Regions from separate parts of the Homo sapiens genome. Here region 2 is linked to region 1. A link is a loop called in an ENCODE intact Hi-C map of the cell type or tissue named here. Cell type or tissue: HCT116. All regions are shown on one strand. Links, peaks and the distances in the headings refer to the core of each region. The heading gives the core; the rest is flanking DNA. Region 1 holds the start of RAB40AL (RAB40A like). Region 2 has its middle 38 kb from the start of BEX4.

Region 1 (8,345 bases), core at 128-8,127:
TGGCTTCTTAAGGCAATGGGGAGCGGGAGCTTGTCCACCAGATGCACAGGTGTGCAGGACACGATGGTGCGGCAGCAGAGGTCTTGCAAGCTCAGTACCTTGCTCGGCCTCCCGAGCCAGTTCAACCTGTGCCGCAGCAGCACTATCCTGGCCAGCTCCGTGAAAGACTCTATGATGTTGAAATTGCACAGAGGGCTGACCTCAAAGAAGGTCACGCCCAGGCGCTCGGCGTAGGCCTGGGCCTGCTCCCTGGGCACCTGCCTCTTGAATGCCAGATGTAGGCGATTCCCCACCAGGATTTTAGGGACACCAGGGGCATGTTCCTCAATCTTCTTAATCCATCGATCCATACCCTCGAAAGACCAGCGGTTTGCAATGTCGTAGACCAGGATCACTCCTTGTGCACCACGAGAGTAGGAGCGGAATATGGTACAAAATCTTCCCTGCCCCGACGTATCCCAGAGCTTCAGCTTCACCCGCTGGCCGTCCAGCAGGATGGTGGTCGTCTTGTAGTCGATTCCCCCCAGGTGACTGTACGGGGACTCGGCCGTGCCGTCCTGCAGGCTCTCCAGGATCTCACTCTTGCCTACGTCCCTGTCGCCCACCAGCAGGAACTTGAGCAGGAAGTCGTAGGCCTGGTCGGGGCTGCCCGGGGCGCTCATCGTGCTGGCCCCGCCCCCCGCCTGGGCCAGACCAGCAAGGTTGTGCGCAGAGGCGGTGCCGGGCCTATTTTTCTTGAGAAATTAGCATAGAACATAAAAAATGGGATGGGGAAGTCTACGAAATAAAGTGAAATGAGGTGGTGGCTTTGATGGTTTTCTTTTACAAACCCTGGGAAACCGGTTCAGCGATTGTTTTCCTTTTTCTTACCCAGCACAGAGTAGTGACACAGCAGTTAATTCATCATGGAAACCTATACATTTCCCTTAAAACTTTCATGTGATCGTTATGGAACCATGCCTTTTGGATTATGTCAAAGGAATCTCCTTTAAAGGAAGGACGGGTATGAGATAGGAAGCAGACTAAGATGTGTTGAGTACCGTATGTACCCTACGCTGTGTATGACGCTTAAAATAATTTGTTCTTTTACTTCTCAGAACAATTGTCTTTGGTAGCTATGATTGTTTTCATTTTACAAATGAGAAAAGGCAAACTCAGAAATGTTACGTAATTTTTAAAAATCTTGCCGTTAGTATAGAGATCACAGAAATCACAATCCTGAGCCAGTGCTCTCCTTATATAATGCCCCACACATCCTTTCTACTCTGTGGCCATGCCGGGTTTAGGAGTAAGTGTGAACTGTCTGTGCATGTGATCCTTGACAAGCCACGCATGTTTGCATGGGCACTAACACATTTTTTGCTGCAGGGGGACATCTCCCATAAATATAAGAGCCAAGATCTCAGAAGAAACATCTAGGATATGGATTTTTCTAGAGTGTCTCATAAATAATATTCAGCCAAGAAAGATGTGTTGAAATAACGCATGCATAGATCAATGAAGGGTTTTAGATTTAACACACGTACAGATCCTATAACAAAACAGCAAAACTGACAAAATATATAAATGGTTCATGGATGATGAAATGCAAATGGCCAATAATCATAAGAAAATGCATTCTAGCTCACTAATATATAAGGAATGCAAATGCAACTATCTAAATATACTTTTATCACCTATCGTTTGACAAAATTTCAATGTAGAAAAAACTGAATAAGAATTTTTTTTTAATTTGCAAAAGAAAAAGGTAAAAGTGGCTCTGTGTGTGTCTGTGTATGGGGGCAGGATGAGGGACCAAATACATCAAGGAAATGGAAACACACTTCTCAGTTATAAATGCATTTAAATATTGTAACTACAACAGGTATAAAGATGGTTAAAGGAATGAGAATGCTCAGACACATATAAGGGAGTTTAAATTATTGAAATCAAGCCCCAAGGGATAGATGTGTAAGCATGTAATGGATGAAACATTTTTCACATGTACAAAATAGCCAGGTAAGAGGTTATTTGCTACAGTATTGCTGAAATCTTTTTAAAAAGGAAAAAATGAGAAGCATTCTAAATACTCATCAATACAGAACAAACAATAACAAAGTTGTCTCCCTAATTTACACAAACTCCCCTAAAGACATCGCCATGATCTGAATGGTGGAATCTGACCATTTCTTAAGCCTTGGAAGTGCATCTTCTAAAAGGGAGGTGCTCTCAGGGTCCTCTAGGGAGGGTGAGGGATAGAACCTCATTCCAATCCTGCCACTTACCTCAAGAGGCGACTTAGGTTCTGTGAGCCTGAGCTTGGTCATCTGTGAAATGGGACTGACTATACCATCCTCACGGAGTTATTCCCAGGCATAAATGGGAAAACCTGTCCAGGGTATATGGCATGGAATGGGAGGCTTCAATGGCCCTTTAAATATTGAGACATAGCAGTAGGGGTTAGCTGAACCTCAAGGCCAAGGCAGGCATCGTGAAAAATCATTACTCATTGTTTCTCCTAATGAAAACACAGACATCCATATAAAGAAGGCAAATCTCCCTGATACACCTTGATTTCAGAGTTTTAGAGATGGAGTTCTCTACATTCTTGTGTGTTTCATAATCTCACGAAAACTGTTCAACATCATGCCTCCGAGAAGACACAAAACCAGTTCCCCATGCTGGTAAGAAAAAAACTGATCGGTGTAAATGTAAAAACATATGCTCCAGGGCATCCACAAAATGAAACACCAGGTAGCAGTGACGGGGCTGTAGAAAGGTGACGGAGAGAGGTCGGAGGCACTGGAGCAGCATCTGGGGAACTGTGTCTATAGTGTCCTGGAGAGGGGAAGACTGAAAGAGAGTGTGAGAAGGTCTGAGAAGCCTGTACAGGGATAGAGTTATGGAGAGTGAATGCCTTGCTCTCTGGAGGGACCCCTCCTCCCCCGCCCCCGCCCCCGCCCCCTCCGACAGTGTGGACACTTCAACCTACACTGAGAAGGGAAGAGATGATAAATCAGTGAATGCGATGTAGATTTAGGGGTCAACAGCAAATGGACCTGCTTTAATATACATGTGAATTTTCCAAACAGAACTGGAATCAAAGTAAACAAGTCATTTTGAAACATGTTACTCTGCAAAATGTACAAAAACAGAGATAGCTCTGATGCCTCCTAGTGGCCAGAGACAGAAACGCAGCTCTGATAATCTCAAACCAGGGACTCAGGAAGAGGGAGGCATGGAGGTTGGAGGTTAGCTCCAATGTATCAGCCACAGTTTTCTGGAATTATTCACCTAATGGTAGCAATTTCCATGTATCCATCATGTTCCAGAATATATGAAACTGATATTGGTTCCAATCCCCGCTGGAACTAAAGTTGCATCCATGATTTTGTATTTGGGGTGGTAGAGCTAGAGGACACACCCACACAAACACCCACACACACACACAAAACCTCTGTCAATTGGACTTGTTATTTACTTCTTTCACAATAAAATAGAATATAAGGAATGCTTTTTCAAATTAATGGACATTATGTACACCTTAACTTTGACAATTTGTTCCAAAGTATTTTGTGTGTTCAAATTTTCATCAGAATACTTTTATTCCCAAATACCAGTTTTTGAACAGTACACAAGAGCATATTGATAAATCAAAATTAACCTGAGCTCTCACTGGTCAACTCCCACTCCTTAACCCCAAGGGGTCTGCTGTTCCTAGGATGGTGCATACTCTCCAGACATGTCCCTGAAGGTGAGGTACACATCAACACGTTCACCTACACACACACATTGTCTTCTCCAAAAGTGCAATCATGGTACTTATCTTTTGCATCTTGTCATTATAAATTCTCAAGATTTTAAAATATTTGCATTTTATTAGTTCTTGTGGGGTTGGCGTATTTTAGTATGTTTATTGTTCATGTACATTTCATTTAAATTCTCTGTTGAAATAGTTGCCATTTTGTTACTATGTTTCACAAATCATGGATACTAACCCAATTAAACTTCAAAATTTGACTTTAAAATTACACAGATCTTAAATTTCAAAGAAAAAACATTGAAAAACACCTGGGGAGCAGGTACTGCCAGCCTGGAGGGAGATTAGAGCATTCAGGGCCCTGGAGGAATGAAGAGAAATGATAAAAGTCTAGAGTATTACAGAGTTTGTGCTTATCAGGAAACAACAAAGTTGTCTCCCTGATTTACGTAAACTCCTCTAAAGGCAGCAGCCTAATTTGAATAATGGTGATAATGACCTTGGGTAGCAGTTAAGATTAAAGGAGATGAGGTGTAAAGTGCATTTGCTTACAGTAATTCAGTGCATGTTTCTTTCCTTCTCTGCAGCTCACCTGTCCCAAGGCCAACACCTGAGCTTCTGCCTGAGCCCACTTGCCACTTTAAGGATCAGCCCTCTCATGTGGCCCTACAACCAGATCTCATGGCACAAAGCACAGGATTTCACTTCCCCTGTCATCTTCAGAGGAGTTGTTGAGTGGGAACCCATGGGACTACAATAGCAGGGGAGTGGAATCTGACCATTTCTCAAACCCTGGAAAGCCATCTTCTAAAAGGGGGTGCTCAGGGTCCTCTAGGGAAGGTGAGGGATGGAACCTCATTCCAATCCTGCCACTTACTTGGAAAAGTGATTTAGGCTCTGTGAGCCTGAGCTTGGTTAGCTGTGAAATGGGATTGACTATACCAACCTTACAGAGCAGTCCTGAGGGGTAAATGAGAAAATCTGTTGAGAATATACAGCAGGGAGTGGCCTTTAAGTATTGGTACACAGCATGAGGGGCTGGCTGAGCCTCAAGGCTAAGGTAGTCATCATGAAAAAATCACTTCTCATTGTTTCGCCTAATGACAACACAAACATCGTGAAGAAAGAAGCAATCTCTCTCTGAAATGCCTTAAGTTCAAAGTTTTAGAGACCAAAGGTCTCTGCATTCTTAGGTGCTTGAAAGTTCCTAAGAGCTATTCAACATCATGCCTCTGAGCAGACCCAAATCCACTTCCCCATAGTGGTAGGACAGGAGCGTTTGTGAACTCACCTGGTGAGCTCCACGACAGATCACATCAGGGACACAAGGAGTGGCAATTATCTAATGAGTGCTCCAGCACTGCTCAGTATTTTAATATGTTTATAGGAATCCTGTAGACCGGTTCTGCAGTAAACAGTGCAAGGTTCCCAGATCACACATTATCCAGCTACATTACAAGAGGATTTCAGCTATCCGCTGCCTCCTTGAGAGGCAAAAATCTAGGAATTACAAGAATTTCTATAACAGACAATTTTCTATTCTTTCATTAGGTAATAACTGAAAGTGTATTGAGCTTTAAAAGCATACTAGTCTACTGGAGGTGTCTCATTAACTAAAGTGGAAAGAGGGTAAGAATTCAAATGAATATATGGGTAACTTCATGGTTCACATTTGAGAGGAGATGGTTTCTTCAAATTAACTTTAAACTTTCTCAAACTCCAAAGAATTGAAAATTCTTTTTTGTTTTAAAAATCCTTTTTTGTTCCTCATCACCTGATACAGTTCGAATATATGTCCCTGCCAAATTTCATGTTGAATTATAATCCCCAGTGTTGGAGGTTGGGCCTGGTGTGAGGTGTTTGGGTCATGGGGGCAGATCTCTCAAGGCTTGGTACTGTCCTCATGATAGTGAGTCTCCTGAGATCTGGTTAAGTGTGTGGCACCCCCCCGCCCCCCCACCGCTCCCACCGCCACTTTCTCTCTCCTGCTTTCACCATGTGACATACATACTTCAGCTTCACGTTCCATCATGAGTAAAAGCTCCCTGAGGCCTTCTCAGAAGCTAAACAGATGTTGGTGCCATGTTTGTAAGCCTGCAGAACCATGAGCCAATTAAACATCTATTCTTTATAAATTACCCAGTCTTAGGCATTTCTTTATAGCAATGCAAGAATGGCCTAATACATCATCAATTCAATTCAGCCACAGGATATCTTTCTTTTCTCCTCTCCCCTCTTCTCTCTCCCCTCCTCTCCCTTTCCTTTCCCCTCCCCCTCCCCTCCCTCTCTCCCTCTTTGACTCTGTCTTTTCCTTCTCCTTCAAAAAATTTTCTAATTTTCTACATTCTCTATTAACATTATTTCCCATTTACTCTTTATCCCACTGCGCTGTGGCTTCTGTCCCCAGGATTGCAATGAACATGATCTCGCCAAGGTTACAATCCCCTTTTTGGTCACTAGGTTCAGTTTTTTGTTTACATATATAACCATACTGAGTATTGCTTTCAATGAACTCATAAAATATGCATGCTTGTCCAGTCGTTTCTTTAAATTTAACACAAATCTGTGACAGGCTCTGGAGCATGAGGTACTGGACACAAATCCAAGCTGTCCCACTCCCTAACTATGCAGTATCAAGCAAAGTCTTTATTCTCTCTGTCATTCAGTTTTTCATCTATAAAATAAGGATTAGTCACAGTATCTACCTTGTAAAACAGCTGTGAGCACTGACTGACTCAATACATTAAAAGCATACAGTTCATAAGAAATGTTAGTCATTTTAAATTCTTTTTACATATCTTACTGGCATTAGTATCACTGTAGACATGAAAAGTAGGATATCAGCCAATGAATAGTTTCCTAGGGCCACCATAACAAATTATCACGAACTTTGCACATTTAAACAACAGAATTTCATTATCTCATGGTTCAGAAGTATAAAACCAAAGCCCAAAGTACAAAACCAAGGTGTAGGCAGGACCACACTGCCTCCAAAAGCTTTAGGGGAGAATCCTTTCTTAGCTCTTCCAGCTCCTCCTTTATTTGGCTTGAGGCAGCATAACTCCAATCTCTACTTCAATCTTCACATGGCCTTCTTCCTTGCATGTGTCAAATCTCCCTCTGCTTTCTTTTATATAGACACCAGTCATTGGAGTTAGGCATCAACCTACATTCAGGATATTTACTTCTGGAGATCTTTCACTTAATTATATCTACATAGACCCTATTTCCAAATAAAGTTTGGGTGGGTTAGGTTTGGGACATGTTTTGAGGGGGACATAATTCTACCCACTACAGTTAAACACGCAAGTTACACTACAAATGTTAGATAAGGTAGCTTTTATATGTTAATATATAAATGCTGTATGCATATTTAATCTAGGTTTTTATCCTCTGTGTATGAAGTACTCTTAAACAACAGAGATAGGTCAATTATATCAAGAGACAATGCAATAAAAACCAATATTAATCTCCCCAAAACACTTGTAGACACACACACACAAAATGAAAAAGAATCAGATTTGGACAATCAACAAAGTCATAAATTATAATGTAGTATATGGTTCCATTGTGAAAAAATATATATATCTATCTCTCTCTACATGGGTTTATATGTATGTGTGTGTGGCTAAAAATAAGTTAGTGTACTACATGGAGAGAAAAAAGATCTGGAGAATAGATACGAATAAATTAATACAGGCCATCTTTGTATTATGGAGATGGAGAAGATTTAGACAGAATATTTTTAATTTCTAATATACATTTCAATTATGTTTCATATGGCTTAAACAATAAAAAAAGTTAATAATGTGACAAAGTCATTAAGATAATGTTTTGTAAATCAGGAAAATCTGTGACCCTAGTCACAAAATGATAGTGTAGAAATACATTTATTGACTAAGAATCACATTCATATGCTGTGGTATAAAAATAGTATATTAAAAAGATTTATTTAATAAATCAGTATATTTGCCTTGGAGGGAGATAGAGGATATTTGTTTTATAAATTTGCAATTCCCTAGTGTTTTAAATGTGGAAATTTCATTGTTCAAAATGTTAAAAACAAAAAACACTGTAATTGTGACCTGATTATATTTATGATGCCCACATATTCATTGCTCTGGAAACATGCATATAGAAAATTCCAGAAAGCTTTGTTCTCTACAATTCTATACAATAGAATACATGTGCCTCCCTTACTCCACTCAAATCTCCTACCCCTTTCCAAGCTCTTGGTTGACTTTAATTTCTGCAATTCTGACTCTGGGCACCAGGTGAGAGCATTCTGTATTTCTTCCAATGAAAAGGCATAATTTGTATAAACAGAAACAAAATTTTCCTCAAAGTAGATAATGAAACAATAAGTACAGCATGACCACAACTCTCTTTGAAAAATTCATGTTTACAAAAAGATGGACAGGTCATATACATAGTTTTGTTTCCTTGCATACTCCTATGTCTACATCTAATTAGTTTATTAAATAGGTTTTGGGTGTCTACTTCAGAGGTTCAAACATCTTATGATGAAATGCTACTGGAAATTTTATAATGGATGGATCAGGGTGACAACACTGAAATACAGTGATCAATTTCAAGCTTACAGGAG
Region 2 (8,345 bases), core at 18-8,017, 240 kb before region 1:
GCAACAGAAATGGTAAATATCTGGGCAAATATAATGGAATATTCTCCTTTTGTCCTTTAAAATAAGTTTGTTGAAAGCAAAAGTATAACATTGTCTGACAGGGTTTTCAGTGAATGTAGACATAGTACATGAGATATTTACAGATTTTTGTGGCATAAGGGGAAGGTTATAGGGTTATAAGATGATGAGATTTCAACAAATCAATTAAAATGTTAAATTTTGATTCTAAAATTCTAAAAGACTGCGGAAAGTTAAGATGATAGTTTGTGCTAAATAGAGTGACCACTAAAAGTGTAAAACAAAGAAATAGTGTCAAAATCACCACAGAAAAATTAAAATGGACTATAAAACCTTTCAAATAAACCAAAGGAAGGATGGAAAGGGGAAATATAGAAATAAAAAATGGAGGAAATAAAGAGAAAATAAGTAATGAAATGGTAGATATAAATCCAAATATTTGAAAAATTACATTAAATGTAAAAGGCTTTATGATATAATAAAAATAAATACTGTATTTCGTCTTTGTCCCCAGCTCTTGGCACAGAGCTCCTAAAATCTTCAAAAGGTTTTATACAGTAGTGAGATGGCTCTTGCAGGGTGAGGGTGTAGATACTTTCAGGATGCAGCCTGGTTGTCAGAAAAACCAACCAGGTAATTAAAGTGTTAGAACTTTTAGCCCCACTCCTTTGATATCCAGAAGGTGGAGAAATTAAGTGTAAGTCGCCAATGGCCAATGATTTAAATCAATCATATCTATATAATGAAGTCTTCATAAAACCCCTAAACAATGGAGTTTGGGGAATTTCCAGACTGACAAACACATTGACGTGCTGGGAAGATGGTGTGCCCCAGAGAGGACGTGGAAGCTCCACATCCATCCTCCCCACCCTGCCTGGCCCTATGCATTTCTTCCATTTGGCCATTCCTGAGTTATATTCTTTATAATATACCGGTAATAGCAAGTAAAACATTTTCCTGAGTTATAAGAGTTATTTTAGAGAATTATCAAGTCTATGGTGGGGGAACCTTAGAAACCCTTGAATTTGTAGTCAGTTGGGCAGAAGGGTGAGTTGCCTGAGGACCCTACTTGTTTGTGGCTGGCATCTGAACTTGGACAGTCTTACAGGACTGAACCTTTTAACTTGTGAGATCTGAAGCTAACTTAGGTAGATAGCATCAGAATTGAATTTAACTGTTGGGTACTGAGCTGCTGTTGAAAAATTGGAGAACTGGCTGTTGGTGTGGAAAAATGACACACACTTGATGTGAGAAAACACCACACAGGTCTAAATACACCAATAACATGACAGAAATTATCTGATTGTTGTATCAATTGTAGAGGGAAGAGTGTTGAAGTATCCTAATAATGTCACGACGTTGTGTATTTTTCCTTTCCTTGCTATCAGTTTTTACTTTGCATATTTTGTAACTCTGCTGTTTGCTGTATATACATTTAGGATTGCTATATCTTCTTGGCAGATTGACTCTTTTATTTTATAATATTCCTCTCTGTATCTAGTACTTATCTTTGCTCTAAAGTGTACTTTATCTGAAACTAATACAACCACACTCCTGTTTTCCTTTATTTTCATAATGTATATTTTTCATCCTTCCATAGTCTGAATGTTTCCCCCAAAATTTATATGTTGAAACTTAATTGCCAATTTGAGCCTATTAAGAGGTAGGGCCTCTAGGAGGTGATTAAGTCATGAGGGCTCTGCCCTAATGAATGGGTTTAGCGACCTTATAAAAGGGCTAGAGGGAACCAGATTTGCCCTTTTGCCCTTCCACCTTCTGCCATGTAAGCATACAGCTTTTTTCCCTTTAATTATGTGAAAATATAGCAAGATGGCCCTCACCAGACAATAAATACCAGTGCTGTGATCTTGGACTTCCCAGCCTCCAGAAATGGGAGAAATAAATTTGTGTTCTTTATAAATTACACAGTCTAGGTATTTTGTTATAGTAGCACAAACAGACTAGCACACATCCCTTTGCCTTCAACCTATGTCTGTCATTTCATCTGAAGTGAGATTCTTGTAGCAGCATCTACATGATAGATAATAAAAAGTTATTTAGTTGATTTTATTTGCATTCTTTACATAATTAATGAGTTAGAACATTTTTTCATGATTATTGGCTATTTGCATATATCTTTTTTTGAGACAGGGTCTTTCTCTGTCTCCTGGCTGGAGTGCAGTGGCACAATCATGGCTCACTGCAACCTCGACCTCCTGGGCTCAAGTGATCCTCCTGTGTCAGCCTCCTGAGCAGCTGGGATTAGAGGTGTGAGCCACTGCACCGGGCCTCTTTTTTTTCTGTGGGTCAGATAAAAATTGTTGGACCTCAATTTCCTACTTTATAATGACAAAGGAGTGTGTTTGGGTCAGTGCTTTAGAAAGTAGAGTCCCCAGACAACCGATATCATGAGGGACATGCATTCTCTAATAAAGGGACAGGTGTCATACTGAGGATGAATATTTGAAGGGACAGTCTCCAAACACATACAGATCAGAGATGCATAGACTCTTTAATAGATGTTGACAAATCAACCTGGAAAGAGGTTGTACTAAGTGACATCCCCACTAGCAATATGAGACAGGGTAGATGTCCCTGCATGCACACCTCACTGGAATCCTGAATAGTTTTTTTTATACTTTGATAACATGCCAGGTGGAAATTCTCTCACTGTAATCATATTTAACTAGATATTAAGGTAATTTTTAAATAATTCTCTAGTAAACAAATACTCTGTTAATCATCATTATCACTATTTTTCAATGCAAAAGGGTCCAGTTACATATGCAGCCTAACAGACACAATAAGCAACAAGCACATGAGCCTGCAGGTTCTCCTAGGGCTACTGCTGACATGTGAGTCCATGACAGGGTCCAAGGCCTTCCCTCTATGATTGGATGTTAGCATTATTAGTTTCTTCACTCCGCTGTGGCCTTTGTCACATGACTCTACTTGTGGAGTGTAAATGGCACTACTTCTCTGGGTAGCAGTATGGCAATACTTATCAACAGGCTACATAATTGCACACCCTTTGCTCCAACAATTTTTTAGAAGGTTATCTTCAGGATGTAGTGAAGGATATTGATAAAGATTTGGATATAAGGATTGCCATCTTTTTTTTTTTTTTTTGTTGTTGTTGTTGTTGTTGTTGTTTTTGAGACGGAGTCTCGCTCTGTTACCCAGGCTGGAGTGCAGTGGCTCACTGCAACCTCTGCCTCCCGGGTTCAAGCGATTCTCCTGCCTCAGCCTCCTAAGTAGCTGGGACTACAGGCATGTGCCACCACGCCCGGCTAATTTTTTGTATTTTTTAGTAGAGACGGGGTTTCACCGTGTTAGCCAGGATGGTCTGGATCTCCTGACCTCGTGATCCGCTGGCTTCAGCTTCCCCAAGTGCTGGGATTACAGGCGTGAGCCACCGTGCTGGCCCAGGATTGCCATCTTAATAATTATTTACCTTTCCTTCTGGGCCAGAATTTAGTTAGGGAGACCAATGGGAAGCAAAGACATCCAGGGGCAGAAGGAAACAGAGGGATATGTGGTTGTCAGTACAAACACACAGAGAGAGAGAGAGACAGAGAGGGAGAGAGAAACCCCAGCCAGATTCTATCATCACAATACTATAATTCTTCCAAGACAGTTAGCTGGGCTCAAAGTGGGCACATTCCACTTACCAGTGCAAACAGCCACATGACCATTGCCCTGAACTGCACTCTTTAGCAGTGTACAGACTCTGAAAAGATACCATTCACAGAGTGTAGATAATAGGGAATATCAGAACACTCTAAATAACATGGGCTTGTGAAAACTGATTATGTCACATCTATAGGATGGAATTTTGGAAGGCAACAAAAACAAATTTGGATGAAAACAAAGATGAGAGATGATATGTTGCCTAGCAGATTAATAACAATTCCCATTACTTCGAATGTTCAGAGAAACAGGTACTTTCATGCTGCAAAGTTAAAATATATACGAGTAATACAATGGTTTTTTTGAGACAGGGTTTTGCTCTGTTGTCCAGACTGGAGTTCAGTGGTGTGATCACAGCTCACCATAGCCTCAACCTCCCAAGCTCAAGCAATCCTACCTCCCAAGCTCAAGCAATCCTACCTCAGCCTCTTGAGTAACTAGGACTACAGGCACATGCCACCATGCCTGGCTAATTTTTTAAATTTTTGTAGAGATGGGGTCTCGCTATGTCACCCAGGCTGGTCTCCAACTCCTGGGCTCATATTATCCTCCCGAGGCAGCCTCTCAAAGTGCTGGAATTACAGGCATGAGCTACTGTGTCTGGTCAGTAATAGCATTTTGAATTCATTATGCTAATATAAAATTTTATCATTTACCAGGGTTTTGAAAGGACACTTTCAAGACTTTATTATAAAGAAACGCTTACTAAGATATTTTCATGTATATGAACAAGAACATTAAGTATGCTATTGTTCGTAATAGAAAATGTAAAATGACTATATTTCCATCGCTAGGGTACTGGAAAAATAAAATTTAAGAGCTTTATACTATCAAACACTTGGTCCTTGTAAAAAAAAAAAGTGAAATTTTGTTGCAAAGTAGTTTAAAGTGCTAGCATAGAAATGTATTTACATGGAAATATATTAGGTGCAAAAGCAGGTTGCAATGGTCACAAATAGCCTGGATCCATTTTTGTTTATATGGGTCTCAACCTATTTATCCAGATGTCCTAAAGCATAAAAATAAAAATTACTCTTTTGTTCAACCTACAAAGCATAGAAAGAGGCTTCACTTTTTGCCTGGATACCCAGGGTATGTCTACTTTTTTCCCAGACCAGAAAACTGTCTGGCTTCCTGTTCATGGATGTTCAAGCTGCAGTGCAGGCCTATGTCACGAGGGGGCACCACAGTACCACTATATACCACTATTTTCAAACTTCAAAGTGTCTGCAAGGAGCAAAAATTACAATACCTCTCTTGCGACCCAGTTTATGAATCTCAGTACAGAACATTCTAATACTCTCTGAAAAAACCGGATAGGTATAAAATAATGGTGTAAAACCATATAATGAAACACCAGGTAGCAGCAGTGCGCCTTGGTCGTGGCCGGTGGGCGAGCACAGAGCAGCAGAGGGCAGGCGGGAGGTGTCTGAGACAGGATCGGCAGTCATTGAGGGGTCTGGGCAGCTGTGTCCACCGTGTCCTGGAGAGAGGATGACTGAGAGGAGATGGGAGAAGGTCTGGGAAACCTATACAGGGGTGGGGTAATGGAGAGTGAATGCCATGCTTTCTGGGAGGGAGGGGCTCTCCTACAGTGTGGACACCTCAACCTACACTCAGGAGGGAAGAGATAAATCAGTGAATGTGATGTAGATTTGAAGTCAACAGCCATTGGAACTGCTTTAATATACATATGAATTTTCCAAACAGAATTTTTATTTTAGTAAACAGAACATTCCAAGTCATTTCTTACTCTCTGCAAACCGTACTGTACTCCTTTTCTTTAAAAAACAAGTTGCTCCGCCTGAAAAAAAAAAAGAAAAGAAAAAAAGAAATTGGACTGGGCATGGTGGCTCACGCCTGTAATCCCAGCACTTTGGGAGGCTGAGGCGGTTGGATCACGAGGTCAGGAGTTCAAAACCAGCTTGGCCAAGATGGTGAAACCCTGTCTCTACTAAAAGTACAAAAAAAATTAGCCGAGCGTGGTGGCGGGTACCCGTAATCCCAGCTACTCAGAAGGCTGAGGCAGAGAATTGCTCTGCTGAGGCAGAGGTTGCAGTAAGCCGAGATCGTGCCACTGCACTCCAGCCTGGGTGAAAGAGCGAGACCCCGTCTCAAAAAAAAAATAAAAATAAAAATAAAAAAGAAATTGGAGATGGATGTAGTCTGGTGGTCACAGCCAGGATTGCAATTCTGAAAGTCTCAGTCCAAGGGTTTCAGCAAGGAGTAGGGAGAATTGGAGTTGGGGATCTTTTTAAATATTTATTTATTTATTTATTTATTTATTTATTTATTTATTTATTTATTTATTAGAGATGAGGTCTCAGTATGTTGCCTAGGCTGGTCTAGAACTCCTGAGCTCAAGCTATCCTCCCACCTTGGCCTCCCAAAGTGCTGAGATTACAAGTGTGAGCCACTGTGCCCAGCCAGAGTTGGGGATCTTGATTTAATGGTACCAGGCCAGTTTTCTGGAATTTTTAACCAATTAGCAGCAATCTCTCTGTATTCTTCATTTTCTAGGACATCTAAACCTCAGATTGGAATCCAGCTCCAGTCTCAACTAAAGATAAAGCAACATCTGTGAGGTGGGGCAATCCAGCTACAGGAGACATAGAAATACACTCACACACAGAGTAAATTCAACTTTTTATCTATTTCATTTTCCTATGAAATTAAACACAAAGAATGCCTTTCCAAAGCAATGAATATATGTGCACATATATGCACACTACCATCTTCATCACCAAGAAGGGTTGTTGAATGAGGACCCATAAGGCCACAATAGCAGGGGAGTGGAATCTGACCATTTCTCAAGCCCTGGGCTCCCATCTCCTAAAAGGGAGGGTGCTCAGTGTCTTCTAAAAAGGGCGAGGCATAGGACCTCATTCCAATCCTGTCAGTTATGTGGAGAGGTGACTTCGGCTCTATAAACTTCTATTTGGTCATCTGTGAAATGGGACTGACCATACCATCCTTACAGAGCTGTCCTGAGAGTCAAATGAAAAAACTTTTCCAGACTCTATGGCATAGAATGGGACTTCAATGGTGAATTAAATGTTGAGAACAGCAGTAGGGACTGGCTGAGACTCAGGGCTAAGGAGGCATTCTGAAAAATTATTTTTCATTGTTTTCCCTTATGAGAATATAGACATGTAGATAAAGGAAGCAAATATCTTTCTGATATGCCTTGATTTCAACATGTTAGAGACAGAAGGTTTTCAATATTCTTGTGTGTTTCATAATCTCATAAGAACTGTTCAATATCATGCTTCTGAGTGGACCCAAATCCAGTTCCTATGCTGGAAAGACAGGTGTGTCTGTGAACTCACTTGGTTATCTCATTAATACATAGGACCCGGGAAGCACGGTGTATTGTTTGCCTAAAGGTTGCTCCTGGACTGCTCAGAATGTTAATATATTTAGGAAAATGCTGGAGCTATTCCATAGCCATCAGTGCAGGATCCTCAGAGCATGCATTATCCAGCCATATCACAACAGGATTTCAGCCATCTGTTGCTTCCCTGAGAGACAAAAATCCAAGAATTACTAGCATTTCTTCAACATACAATTAACTATTCTTACATTCACCAATTCGCTAAATATGTATTGGGCTCAGAACCCATACTATTCCATTGGAGGCATCTCATTAGCTCCCTCTTAAGTAAATATAAAAGAGTAAGAAGGGAAATTAACATGTGGGAAAATTCAAGGTTTAAGTCTGATATGAGATGGCTCCTGCTCCTGCACATTAACTTTTAAACTTGCCAAACTTTCAAGGAATTAAAGATTTTTAAAAATTCTTTGCCGCGCACTGTGGCTCACGCCTGTAATCCCAGCACTTTGGGAGGCCGAGGCGGGCGGATCACGAGGTCAGGAGATCAAGACCATCCTGGCTAACACGGTGAAACCCCGTCTCTAGTAAAAATACAAAAAATTAGCCGGGCGAGGTGGCAGGCGCCTGTAGTCCCAGCTACTCGGGAGGCTGAGGCAGGAGAATGGCGTGAACCCAAGGGGGCGGAGCCTGCAATGAGCCGAGATCGCGCCACTGCACTCCAACCTGGGCGACAGTGAGACTCCGTCTCAAAAAAAAAAAAAAAAAAAAAAAAAAATTCTTAAGTTTTTCTTATGTTCCTTTCACACACTGAAGGAGCACAGAGAATTTCACCCCAAAATATGCCTCCGTGGCATAATGAATATTTTGAATTAAAAACTCTTGGAAATCAACGGGCCTTGAAAGAGACTTTTCCCCTATCTTCCTAAAGATCAGGTGAACCCATCAAGAAGAATAATTTCTTTTCTTTCTCTTCCCTGTTATCTCATCTATTTCAGGTAAGGAGAGGAAGAATGTAACCAGGTCTGGCCCAGTCTTCTTACAGAATAATGCCCTTCTCTCAGGTTCAACTTCCAAAGAAAACCACTTACAAGTCAATCTCTGTTCCCTCCATCCATTCATTCTCCCAAGTATCCATTCATGTTTTTCCTGCTAATTATTTAATGCCCCTTAACGGAATTACCTATGCTCCCCATCTCCCCAATCCACTCTGAAAGGAGGTTATATATGTTTAGACCCCAGTGGGAAATTGGGCGATCATTCTGCCATTCCCCTCATGTACTTGGTTAAATAAATGTATGTGCCT

Evidence for each region. A loop is a pair of places that touch in the nucleus more often than their neighbours do. Peaks named below come from ENCODE experiments on the same cell type or tissue, not always from the same donor. Only the 100,000 strongest peaks of a DNase experiment are listed, where the experiment ranks them.
Region 2: a loop joins it to region 1, with 4 times the contacts of the local background. A loop is called at or near these places in 16 of 110 quality-filtered maps.

Annotation. Positions count from the first base shown.
Region 1 is chrX:102,929,636-102,937,980 of GRCh38, reverse strand. RAB40AL (RAB40A like) reads right to left here and starts at 709. Exons shown (of 1, transcript NM_001031834.1): 1 at 1-709. The coding sequence starts at 662. The region is part of intron 10 of LINC00630 (long intergenic non-protein coding RNA 630); the gene reads right to left. In HCT116, for the core only: a CTCF peak has its summit at 3,177 (motif pointing left); a DNase peak (open chromatin) is centred at 3,170.
Region 2 is chrX:103,173,104-103,181,448 of GRCh38, reverse strand. No RefSeq gene overlaps it. Among named protein-coding and RNA genes, the nearest start is that of BEX4, 38 kb to the left of the region's middle. In HCT116, for the core only: a CTCF peak has its summit at 4,892 (motif pointing right); no DNase peak of the experiment used is centred there; H3K4me3 peaks cover 499 bases.